Regions from separate parts of the Homo sapiens genome. Here region 2 is linked to region 1. The links are chromatin contacts, found by Hi-C in ENCODE. All regions are on one chromosome and are shown on one strand. The core of a region is the stretch at or near the end of the contact, and the rest is flanking DNA. Distances in the headings are between cores, read along the strand shown. Region 1 holds the start of PNPLA4 (patatin like domain 4, phospholipase and triacylglycerol lipase). Region 2 has its middle 200 kb from the start of VCX3A.

The links. A loop is a pair of places that touch in the nucleus more often than their neighbours do. Pooled maps may share reads with other maps.
Region 2: a map of B cell shows a loop between it and region 1 (13-fold over the local background). The contact joins the enhancer-like site here to the promoter of PNPLA4 in region 1. A Hi-C loop is called at or near these places in 2 of 168 maps with a recorded cell type or tissue (B cell and GM12878), 23 of 37 single-sample maps with no recorded cell type and 9 of 50 pooled maps.

Annotation. Positions count from the first base shown.
Region 1 is chrX:7,922,687-7,928,864 of GRCh38, reverse strand. It overlaps PNPLA4 (patatin like domain 4, phospholipase and triacylglycerol lipase), which reads left to right and starts at 1,452. Exons shown (of 7, transcript NM_004650.3): 1 at 1,452-1,579; 2 at 2,733-2,925. The coding sequence starts at 2,746. It overlaps LOC107985675 (a long non-coding RNA gene), which reads right to left and starts at 1,365. Exons shown (of 5, transcript XR_001755784.2): 1 at 1-1,365. RefSeq lists enhancers at 845-924, 1,265-1,314, 1,335-1,574, 1,805-2,034, 2,697-2,746 and 1 more and a silencer at 2,723-3,017.
Region 2 is chrX:6,737,050-6,742,879 of GRCh38, reverse strand. It overlaps a transcript of PUDP not described here. Among named protein-coding and RNA genes, the nearest start is that of VCX3A, 200 kb to the right of the region's middle. Within about 2 kb of position 3,704, at least 4 of the 41 ENCODE cell types and tissues checked have a DNase peak (open chromatin) inside an H3K27ac peak, as active enhancers do; they include B cell and GM12878, where a contact is called at or near this core.

The DNA of each region.
Region 1 (6,178 bases), core at 203-2,702:
CTAATACTATCACCTTGGGGGTTAGTATTTCAATATGTGAATTTTGGAGGTATACATGCAAACAATAACACCACCAAAGGAGTTAGACCACTGCTTCAGGATTCTGTTAAAACGCAGATGCCGACTCAGATCAGAGATGGGACCTGGGATCCTTCCTTTCTCATGAGCTTCCTGGAAGATGCAGTTCTGGGGAGGATCACACTCGACCTTAAAGAGCTAGAAGATTGTGGAAGGTTTAAGGACTGGAGTGTGTCCTGTATTTTCCTAATGTACGTTGTGCCTTCCCTTCACTAAATTCCGGTAGAGGTAAAGAATTCTGAGTAATGCAGTCATTCTACGATAAGGCAATAAGGTGTTTCAGGATCAATTTTCTCTAAAGAATAGTTATGTGAATTAAAAACATCTTCCCTAATCGTCACATCAAGGACTCACAGGTGTTGTTGGCCAGAGACGATACACCAAAACAGAAAGAAAAAGCCCAAACCAGAGGCAATTTGGAGAGCTCCACCCCTCCTCCCTGTTTTGTCTAAGGTAGAGACATTCTCGCAGACGCTCCTTTGTAGCCTCAGAGAAAGTAAATCTCTGCCCTTAAACTAGGGGACCTGGAGAGCCTTCAATCACGAAGTCAGGGATTCCTCCAGGCTTGGTTATTAGGATTAGATAAGGAAAACACCGTTTGGGGAGAGAAAGAATTATCAGAGTCCTTTAAATCTTGGTGGGCATGGCAGGCATCTTGGCGGTCGTTGAAGCTGCTTAAGTCTGAGCCAAAGGTGCCAGAGGACAAAACAGCCACCTGCTCACGGCCCCCTATGTGGAAAAAGCTTTCCAATTTAGCTCTCTCATTTTAGCATCTCAATCTGCACATAAGGCACGCGGGAAACTCAGAGAGGTTATGCTACCTGCTCAAGGTCACACAGCCTAAGGTCAACTGAGGATATGAAAGTTCCCCAGAGTCATAGTCCAGCTTTTCCTTTAGATAGCACTTCTTAAAAAAACCAAAGGCACGCCTTGAAAAGCTGCGGGATGTCCAGCCCCAAAATAGCCGCTGGAGTTGGCCCCTAGGGGCAGCTGGACCGCCCAGGCGGGCGAAAGGGTGGAGAGGGAGAAGAACCACTTCCGGGAAACAGACGCGAAGAGGGTAAGGCACTTCCGGGGCACAGAAAATGAGGATTATTAAAGGTCAGTTGCTCGCAGGTAAGGGCCAAGTAGCGTTAAAAGACACGTAAGGATTACAACGCCTCTCTAGGGTGTGGGTTAAAATGTCTCTCTAGGTACTCGAAGATAACATGACTCTAAACGAGGAATCCTTGCCTGCGCTGGAGGACGCTCCGGTCTAGCGGCCAGGTTGAGTCCAGAAGTTTAAATAGAGCAGGCGGGGCCTAGCGGGCGCCTTCGTCGGCGCGATGACGTCACATACCTGCGCGGGAGGCGGTACCAACCCCTGCCGCAGGACTTTCCTGGGCCGGCTCGCGGAGAGCGTAGCGCGGCCTTGGTGGCGGAATGGCGTTGAGTGACGGCCCGGCCCCGCCATCTGGTTAAAGGGACTCGTTCAACACGGAAGTGTCCCGGGGCTGCATTGGTACGGAGCCCTGGGGCCCAGCAAGGGTGTGCTCCTGCGGGACTGATGCGGGGACCACCCCGGCCCTGCCGGCCTCCAAGCCGCGGGAGGGCACTGAGCCTGTGCTGGCTGGGCCTGGCCGCCTGGTTGCTACACACCCAACCCCCTTCCCGTCCCCATTTGCAGAAGTGGAATCAAAACTGGGGCTTGACCCCGGATCGATGACTGGGACTCAGCCTACGCGGACGCCAGCGCAGCCTGCGGCGGCCGAGCCACCTGCCCTCACAGGGCCTGGCCGGGTGCATCAGGAACAGGCGGTCTTAGGTCCCTAAATTCGAGGCCCTGTAATGTGCCTCATCTTGGGGTCCCTGAATGGGGCCCTTGGGCCCCCAAGGAAACCCTGAGACCTTCAGAATGGACAGCCTTGTGGAGGCACAATTTCATTCACTTGGGCAAATTGTGCGCACTGAGGCATAGGAAAACATGTAATTTTGTATTTAGATGTGTTCCAAGTATAAAGTGGCGTGGCTGACATTTCATAGAGCCTTAAATTGCCTTCACCAGGCATGACCTCAGTTTGTGTTGAGATACTTGGCAAAGAAATGTATTGCATTGTTGAGTGATTGCTTATTGCGTTACTGAGTAATTGTATTGGCGTTCATAAAAGCATGGGTGCTCACAATAGAAATTGGGAAGGGGAGTAGGGAACTGTATTTGAAATCTTCTGATACACTTACCAAGAACAAATGTATTGTTCATTTGGAATTTGATACGGTCTCTAATAATTTTCTGTTTCATAATGGTAGTGCCGCCCCCACCCGCAAAACGTTTCAAAGGGTCAAGAGAAAAGACCAAATGCCCTTGTCAACTGGAATTTATACGTCTGTTTCCTGCCAAGTAATTAAATCGTAGATTCATAATCTATGTACCGAATAAATGTGGAATGTTTTTGTTTTGTTTTGTTTTAATGTATAAGACTTGGGTCAAGGTGAGGAGGGAAAGAAAGGGTTTCCTTGAAAGATTCTTGTGTTTAATTAGAATTAATTGAAACCACTGTGCTTAAAACAGAGAATGATGTTAGAAGAAAGCCTTGGAACGATGATCAACATAAGACTACACAGTATGTGGGATAAACTATTCCAACTTACAGCATTTTTGTTTTTTGTATTGCCAGTGCTACAGCTAGAATGAAGCACATCAACCTATCATTTGCAGCGTGTGGATTTCTGGGCATTTACCACTTGGGGGCAGCATCTGCACTTTGCAGACATGGCAAAAAACTTGTGAAGGATGTCAAAGCCTTCGCTGGGGCGTCTGCGGGATCGTTGGTTGCTTCTGTTCTGCTAACAGCACCAGAAAAAATAGAGGTAATTAAGTAGTAACTTAGGCTGTGTTCCTCATCAAGAAATTAAGACCCAAAGGCAAACACCAGCATTGACTCTACTAAGTTAACACTGCAGAGAAATAATCGTTTGCTTGGAAACAGAAAGGATTAGGACTTTTCTCTTAAGATGTAATTATTAGGGATCTGTGCTCTGGTTGTGGAAAAGATTATTTTGGGTGATAGTGAAATAAGGAAATAAAATGACTTATATTACTCTTGAGTTTTTATTTATCCTTAAGATTCCAGCTCTGTTCCTTTCAAGCAAAGGATATTTCTTCTTTCTATGATCATGAGAAGAGCATGGGGCCTGTTTTCAAGGCCTTGAACATGTGGGCAACAAGTCTTACCTCACTGCTACTTAGAAATAGATACATAAATTAAAATGTGGGCATGCAGTTTCTATTAAGTGGAATGGTATAGGAATTTAATTCTTTTTTAATTCTCACAGTAAGAGGAAGCTCTGAGTTCCAAGCAATTTATCCAGAAGTAATACAAATAATTATTCATTAAGTACTTTATTTAATGCAATCTATGTTTTAAAATCTGTTTTCTGCTATCCAGACAGTGATCAATCATTTGCTGACTGTGAGAGCTGGATTCCGTAGTTGGAGAATATTATATTTGTTAATCATTACGTACTCTAGCAGCTTTGAACAATAATGAAATAACAATTTAACACCCTCATACCCAAGAATGAATTTCAGTCACATTTAAAATTCCAAAACTATGCAATGTTAAACATCAGAATCTCATTTCAGATCTTTTGTGAGCTGCTTATCAAAGGGAAGCTAGATTTGAGGCCAATCATTCAGAAATCCACCTATCTTCCTGTCTTTATATGGTTGATTTACAGGGAACTAGAAAAGTGATTTAAAAACTGCAGAGATTAAACAGGACCAGAACCTTAAGCCATGCAAGGTATAAATGAGGTCGGAAAATTCCCCCTAAACTAGCAGATTCATAAGCTTTGAATTACAAGCTACCTCCTTCCCATAACTGTGTTTCGTTTTTGAAGCAGAGGGCTTTCAGGGTGTCACTTCTTCCTTTTTACTGCAGTCTTTTCTTGAGCTGTGGCAAATCCTAAGCTTTGGAGTTATGTAGACTTGGTTTCCAATTATCAGCAAATTAAAAAATGTATTGTATGATTTAGAATTAACCTGATTTGGAAATACTGCACTAGTACAGCCATTTATACTTAACTAAAATTCTGCCATGTTAAGACATTGAATAATTTACCTGAATTGGAGACTTGATGTCATCATATTCTCAGATCAGTTTACCTGTTGTTATTTATTTTTTGCACTAAATGAGAGACTGGGTTGTGTTGTCTGATGGTGCTGGTATGATGAAAAGGTGTGTGTCTTTATCTGGTGCTCCCATGGGAAGGTAGAAAATAATTTTCTTAGTTTCCTTAGGGCATCCTCATTTGTTCTTCTTCAAAATAATTTTTCAGCCAAAGTAACCCTTTGACTTAAGGTTATTTTAGTTCCTTTATTTTTAGCATCTGAAATAATCCACTTGTAGGATAGCCTTGAGTTTTTTTTAGCAAATGTTTCTACCTACTCAGATTCGTGTTCGCTCGGTTCTCGCTGATGATATAAGTTCCTCAAGCTTTTTACTGTTGTGACAAATACGTGTGTAATTAATCTTCTGAGCTTATGCATGAATAATTAAGAGGAGCACCTGATACTGGGCATATTTTAAGTGGTAGGCAAATTTAGACATTGATGTGGAAGAGCTCAATGCTGCAAGACTTTCCTCAGCCCTCACAATTTGCGAGGAAGCCATGGTGCTAGACTCAGTGGGGAACTCAAAGATGAATAAGTCCATCTTTAATAAGTTTACAGTCTGGTCCGGGCTATGGAGAGTATTGAATATAACTAATATTAGTACAAAGAAATAGGCTAGATGGGCAGTCTAGCTCAGTAGAATGAACATACATTTGGTGGGGCTACCCCCATTTCTCACCCAGGAGCTTCCCACAGCCTATATCAATTCAAGCTCCCTACAATCCACCTACCTCATAGCGCTTAGAGTGATGTCACCCAAAGGCACATCTGATCACCTCATTACCCCCGGGGCAGGGGCTGTCTGTGGACTTAGGACAATGTGACCCAGGTTTCTCAGCATGTATCACAAGGCCCCATGTGACTTAGCCCTACTTGTGGCTCGCCATAGGGACACATTTCAGCTCTGTGCCCCTCTCAGAATTGTTCTTGCTGTTGTTTTTACTATCCTCTGCTTTCACCTTCGTCCTCTGCCCAACTCCTGTTTATATTTAAGTCCCAGCCTGGGTGTCAAATTGGAGGGAAACCTTTGGCAACCCATGAGGTTGGAGGTTGACACACACTGTATTCATTTCCCGTTGCTGATTTGACAAAGGACCTTCAGCGTAGTGGCTTAAAACAGCATGTGTTTATCATCTTCCAGCTCTGGCGGTCTTAAGTCTAAAAGGGTCTCACTGAGCTAAAATCAAAATGTCCATGCTCACTCTCTCCAGAGGCTCCAGGGGAGAATCCATTTCCTTACCTTTTCCAGTTTCTGGAGGGTGCCCAGACTCCTTGGCTCCTGACCCCTTCCTTGATTTCTAAAGCCATAAGCACAGCATCTTCAAATCTCTCCAACTCTGCCTCTCCTACCTCCCTCCTTCCCTTACAAGAAACCTTGTGATGATATTGGGCCTACCCAGGTCATCCAGGATTATCTCCTCATCTCAAGGTCCTTAACTGGATCTACAAAGTCCCTTTTAACATAGAAGGTCTCCTAGTCACAGGTTCCAGGGACTAGAATGTGGACATCTTTGTGGGGAGAGGAGAGACTGCTGCAATAATATAGCCACTTAACTGAAATTCTGCAATGTTAAGACATTGAATGATTTACCTGAATTTGAGACTTGATGTCCTCATATTCTCAAAACAGTTTACCTGTTGTTATTTATTTTTTGCACTAAATGAGAGCCAAACACACCCTTGTGGGGGCTCTTATAGCCCTCTATGACCTGCTCTTGGAGGCACTTATGACTCTCATGAGCACAGGGTCTTTGTATCTTGTCCTCTCCAAGTCCCAGTGCCTAGCCAAGTACCTGGTGCCCAGTTGGTTGCCAAATTAATTCATTATTTAATACAAAATAGACTTAGATGTAAATTCTGGCTCTGAGACTCATTTTTAATGAGATATTGGGATAGACACTTGAACTCTCCAATCCTCCGTTTTCTTGTCTGTCAAGTGGGATGGTT
Region 2 (5,830 bases), core at 2,455-4,954, 1.2 Mb after region 1:
CATGTGTTCTTAAAAATAACTGTACCTGGTTCTCTTTAATCTGACTTAAGGATAAGCAAAATTTTTTTGTGTTTGTTTTTGGTTTTTTGTTTGTTTGTTTGTTTTGAGGCAGGGTCTTGCTCTATCGCTCAGGCTGGAGTGCAGTAGCATAAGCATGGTTCACTGCAGCCTTGAACGCCTGGTCTTACACGATCCTCCCACCTCAGCCTCCTGAGTAGCTGGGACTACAGGCGTGTGCTCCACCACAACTGCCCGGCTAATTTTTATTTTTGTAGAGAGTGTCTCTAAAAAATATCTTGCCCAGGCTGGTCTAGAACTCCTAGGCTCAAGTGAGCCTCCCTCTTTGGCTTCCCAAAGTGATGGGATTACAGGTATGAGCCACCACACTCAGCCCAAAGATTTTTTTACAAAGGGCCAGATAGCAAATGTTTTGGCTTTGTGAACCACACAGTCTCTGCCATAAATAGGCAACTCTGCCATTGTACAGCAAAAGCAGCCACAGACAATACCTGAATAAATTAATGTGACTGTTCCAATAAAACTGTATTCATAAAAACAGGCAGTGGGCCAGATTTGGCCTGTGGGCAGTGATTTGGGGACCTTGGCCTAAATCAACCCACTCAATGTCTGAATCCAGAAAAGGGTTTTGAGAGTTAATTCAGTAAATCCAGTTATATCATTTCCCTGTTATTTATCCAGAATCCTCCAACTATACACATTAAAAAAGAGGGAAGGCCGGGCCTGGTGGCTCACATCCCAGCACTTTGAGAGTCCGAGGCGGGCAGATCACTTGAGGTCAGGAGTTCAAGAGCAGCCTGGCCAGTATGGTGAAACCCTGTCTCTACAAAAGTAGCAAATTAGCCAGGCGTGGTGCCATGTGCCTGTAATCCCAGCTACTCGGGAGGCTGAGGCATGAGAGTAGCTTGAACCTGGGAGATGGAGGTTACAGTGAACCGAGATTGCACCACTGCACTCCAGCCTGGGCGACAGAGTGAGACTCCATCAAAGAAAGAAAGAAAGAAAGAAAAAGAAAGAAAGAAAGAAAGAAAGAGAGAGAGAGAGAGAGAGAGAGATTTAAAAAGAGAGAAATCTTTATACAAGCATGTAGTATTCTACTTTGAGGAGAAAAAATGGCATAAAAATGAGTTGATATTAGGAATTTACTTGTATGTAACTTTCCAGGATGTATCATGAAATCAGTCAATCAACTTATCTACCTACCTATACCTATCTACCTCCCTCCCTCCCTATCTACCTACCTACCTATGTATACCTATGTATCTCTCTACATATGTCTATATCTGTTTTTACCTATCTATTCATCCACCATCTATCTCTATATATCCCTCTATATATCTATATCTATCTTATCTATGTATATTCATGTGTGCCTATGTATGTCTATATGTATAAATGTGTGTATATATGTATATATGCATATACAGACACATCAGTTTCGATTAAATTCACATACAAAGATATATTGAATTCCTATTGACTTCCTATAGATGCATTCATTTACATATGCAACAGTTGCCATATGTATGCATGTGTGAATCCATTGTGGGAATGTAAACTAACACGTTTGAAGTCACATAGATAATTCTCAAAAACTGTGTTGGAATTTGTCAATTTTCCACTGGCTTAGAGCTGCAGAGGAAAACTAAGACTTGGAGGTACAAACAATTTCAGTCTCTGCCGAGTTTTTTTTTTTTTTTTGGAGATGGAGTCTTAACTCTGTCGCCCAGGCTAGAGTGCAGTGGTGCGATCTTGGCTCACTGCAACATCTACCTCCCAGGTTCAAGCAATTCTGCTGCCTCAGCCTCCAGAGTAACTGAGATTACAGGTGTGCCCCACCACGCCCGGGTAGTTTTTGTATTATTAGTAGAGATGGGGTTTCACCATGTTGGCCAGGTTGGTCTCGAACTCCTGACGTCAGGTGATCTGCCCACCTCAGCCTCCCAAACTGCTGGGATTACAGGCGTGAGCCACCGCACCTGGCCTCTGCCAAGTTTTTAAATTAAAATGGCAATTATTCTATCAAGTGCATGTAAGTTTATTGTATTAGAACTCGTTGATAAGATGTCGTGAAAGTGTGGGATGAGGAGCACGAGAGGGTGTATCATTATCAGCCCTCTTGGTATTACTGACATGACATTTCAATGAATGCACTCACTTGGGCTCAACATGTGGCCTCTGGGCCTTCTCAGGGATCTCTGCAGTGGGTTCCAATTATTAATAAGGCTATTATTTAAATTTAATGTATGATCTTATGTTGGAAAAGGAAAAAGTGATTACAATACTGACAGGCACGCAAAAACAGATTCTTTAAATTTGCAAAAACCTTACTCTTAGGGACATCTCTAATGGTCCTTGAGCTTTATAAAATCTGATAAAAATAAATTTAATATTGAAGTGAAAAATCTGGAATAATTCAGAAACAACTCTATAAAATAGGTATCCTTAATTGTTAAAAATATAATCTTTTGTCTCCCTAGTTAAAGGTCCAACCATGTGTACAAAGAAGTGTCTATTCCATGACAACAGATTTTTGATCAATTATTTTCCCAATGGGAGAATGCTAATTACCAAGTTATCCTTTGGGAAAATACCAAATACCAAATAAAATACCAGATAAATAAAATAAAATAACAAACACCAGTGCTGCATTTCACAAAAATTATTACTTGGAAAACCAATTCCATGGAATGCAGGGTGACCACCCACCCCACAATACGGAAAGTTGCCAGGATATAGGACTTTCACTCCTGAAATTGTGACAGTATTGGGCAAACCAGGATGAGTTGATCACCCTAAAGGAATAGGGAATAGTAAAAATTACCCTGCTAAAGGTGTCTATGATCAAACATGACAGAGACATTCTGCGATAAATAAAATTTGACCATTGTCTTTACTGTAACCATTCACAAAATCTTAGTAGGCTAATAAATAAATGAGAAGAGCATCAGTTGGGCACTGCCTATTCCCAGGTTCTAGAAACTAAAATACTACTCCAAAAATAGCCAGGTATTAAATTTTAGCTCAGGTTCCATCCCTCTTGGAACATGAAGACAAGCTCAAAGTTTTACAGTAAAACTCCCTTGAAGATCAACAGATGAAGGAGGAAATATTTGGAGAAGAGAGGGAATATTTGTGCCTCTATCTAAATCACATAGTGGAAATTATTTGTAAGTTCATTCATTTTTTCTTTATCCTACTGTTCTCTTTCTAGGGCTTCTCAGCCTTGACACTATTGACATCAGGGGCTGGACCATTATTGTGGAGGGCAGTCCTATACTTTGTAGGATGTTAAGTGGCATCTCTGGCCTCTGCCCAACAAATGCTAGCAGCACCCCCGACACACACACTCTGCCATTTCCAGTTGCGACAACCAAAAATGTCCTCAGACATGGCCAAATGTCCCTGGAGAGGAGCAATGTTACTCCGAATTGATAACCTATTTGAGCCAGTCTGAAAAATAAGGTCCCACAAACAGAGAAGCAAGCTCAGGAAGCGGTTACTCAGAAAAGCAAACCCCTTTCAGGAAATTGTCCTTGATGGCTTCTAGGTCACTGCAGCTTCCTAAGGGATGCCATGTGACTGTTGAGAGTGGAAGTGTTCCTATCATCCATGTGCACGATTTCAGCAAAAAGCAGGCCCTTCCGTGAACCATTTTCGAAACCTTGAAGAAACAGACATTGGTGTTCAACCGCAACACCTGGCGTGTGAATGTGGCTCTATCAGATGATTAACTTAGCTCTCACAAACACAATTCAGGAAGGAAAAGAACATGCAAATAGTTGTTCTCATCACTCTCAAAAACTGCTAATTGTCCCCCTCACTAGCTACTAGAGGCACTCAGGGCTGCAGGAAATGGTGACTCAACGCAGGTGTTTGTACTCTATCTCTCTCTTCCTCTATTTCTTTGCTGTCTTCCCATGCGACCTTCAATTTGTCAATTAAATTCAAAAGCACCGAAAAAAAGAGGAAAGGCATTTAAAAATGTCTGGCAATGATTAATGAACCCATCAATGCAGTAATCAAATTCCCTGGGTTTGAGGCAGGTTTTCTCATTCTCAACTTTGACATTTGAGGGTTTGGGGTAGGTTTTCTCAACTTTGACATTTGAGGGTGAAGTCATTCTCTGTGGTAGGGGCTGTGCTGTGCATTGTCGGGTACTGAGTAACATCCCTGGTCTCTACCCAACAGATGCTAACTGGGTTATTGCAACCCAAAATGTCTCCAGACATGGCCAAATGTCCCTAGGGAAAGAATAATCCCTGTAGAGTATCACTAGTTTATGGGATAAAGATGAAGAGAAAATGGACAGTTGCTCAAAACATTTAGGAAAAATCTAAGGGTAACTTTCAAAAATACATATGCCTGGATTCCACGCTTGGAGACTTAGAAGTCATTGGTGTGGGATTCAGCTGGGGTACAGGATTCTTTAAGCCTCCCCAGGTGGTTCTAAGGTGCAGACAGAGTTGGGAACTACTCATCTAGAAAAGAAGACAATAATGACCAGAGTTCCAATAAAGCTTCACAACACTTCTCAGAAATCGACACGCATGGCACCAACAGATTCCATTACATTGTTGCCCATCATCCATGATGGTTTTGTAAGCTGTAGAATTGTCCTCAGTTCTAGAAACTGTGTGTGTTTCTGAGTGTCTAAGAACTCTTGTACATGGACTAAATTAGATGATGTGGACTGGGGGACCAACCACACCCCCTGGGATATGAGAAACCAAGAGTTGCATCAAGCACTGCCTGCACCTGCATCTGCTAGCATTGTCCAAGGTTTTCTAGGGTGCCATGATGGCATCTTCATCTACTCCTTTTTTTTCATATCCAGTTCATTAAGTCCTGCCTGTTGAACTTTAAAAACATATCCAGAATATGACCTCTTCTCATTAATCTCATCATGACCTTCTAGAAACTGCTACCATTGGGTCTTTCAGGATAATAGTAATACTATTTGTATTTTTTGCTTCAGTGCTCGCATCGACAGCACAAAGCCCTCAAGGTTATTCTAAACCCAGTTGATGGAGTAATCCTTTTAAAATAGGAGACAAAGTTGTGCCAACCTCCCAACCTGGAAACAGGAAATGGGGTGGGTGGTGCTGCTGGCATTTTTGGGCAGAGACCAGGGATACTTCTCAATATCCTACGATACCCCTCTCCTGCATCCTAAAATTTGAGAACCTTGCAGTGACATGCAAAGATGGGTCCCCGCCATCACTTCTGTGGCCCCACCTCCTACTACTCTCCCTCCCTCCCTCCCTCATCCATGGCCACTCTGGGTGCCTAGGGCATTCCAGGAATGCTCCTCCTTCAGGGTCCTAATACCTGCTGCTCACTCTCACTGCAAAGCTCTCCCAGAGTTATTACCAGGTTCTAGAAACAATCCCCTCCCCTCCCTTCTTGAGGTCTTTGCTCAAACGTTGCCTTCTCAGAGCAGTCTTCTCTCACCACTTTATCTAAATTGCAACTCCCTACCCCAAGCACTAGCTACTCCCCTCTAATGTTCTTCATAATATTTCTTGCCAACTGTATTTGCTTTCTCGGGCTGCTTTAGCAAATCAGCACAAACTGCATGGTTTAAAACCAACAGAAATGTATTTCTTCATAGGTCTGGAGGCCAGAGTCTGAAATCAAGAACAGATGAGCTGCCTTCGAAGCCTCTAGGGGAGGATCCTTCCTTATCTCGTGCAGCTTTTGGTGGTAGCTGGCCTTCCTTTGCTTGAATCTAAATCTTCCTTTAGCCTGAATCCCATCTTGAAGATCAGCACAGCACACAGATCTTTTTTCTCTACATTGTCTCGTCCTC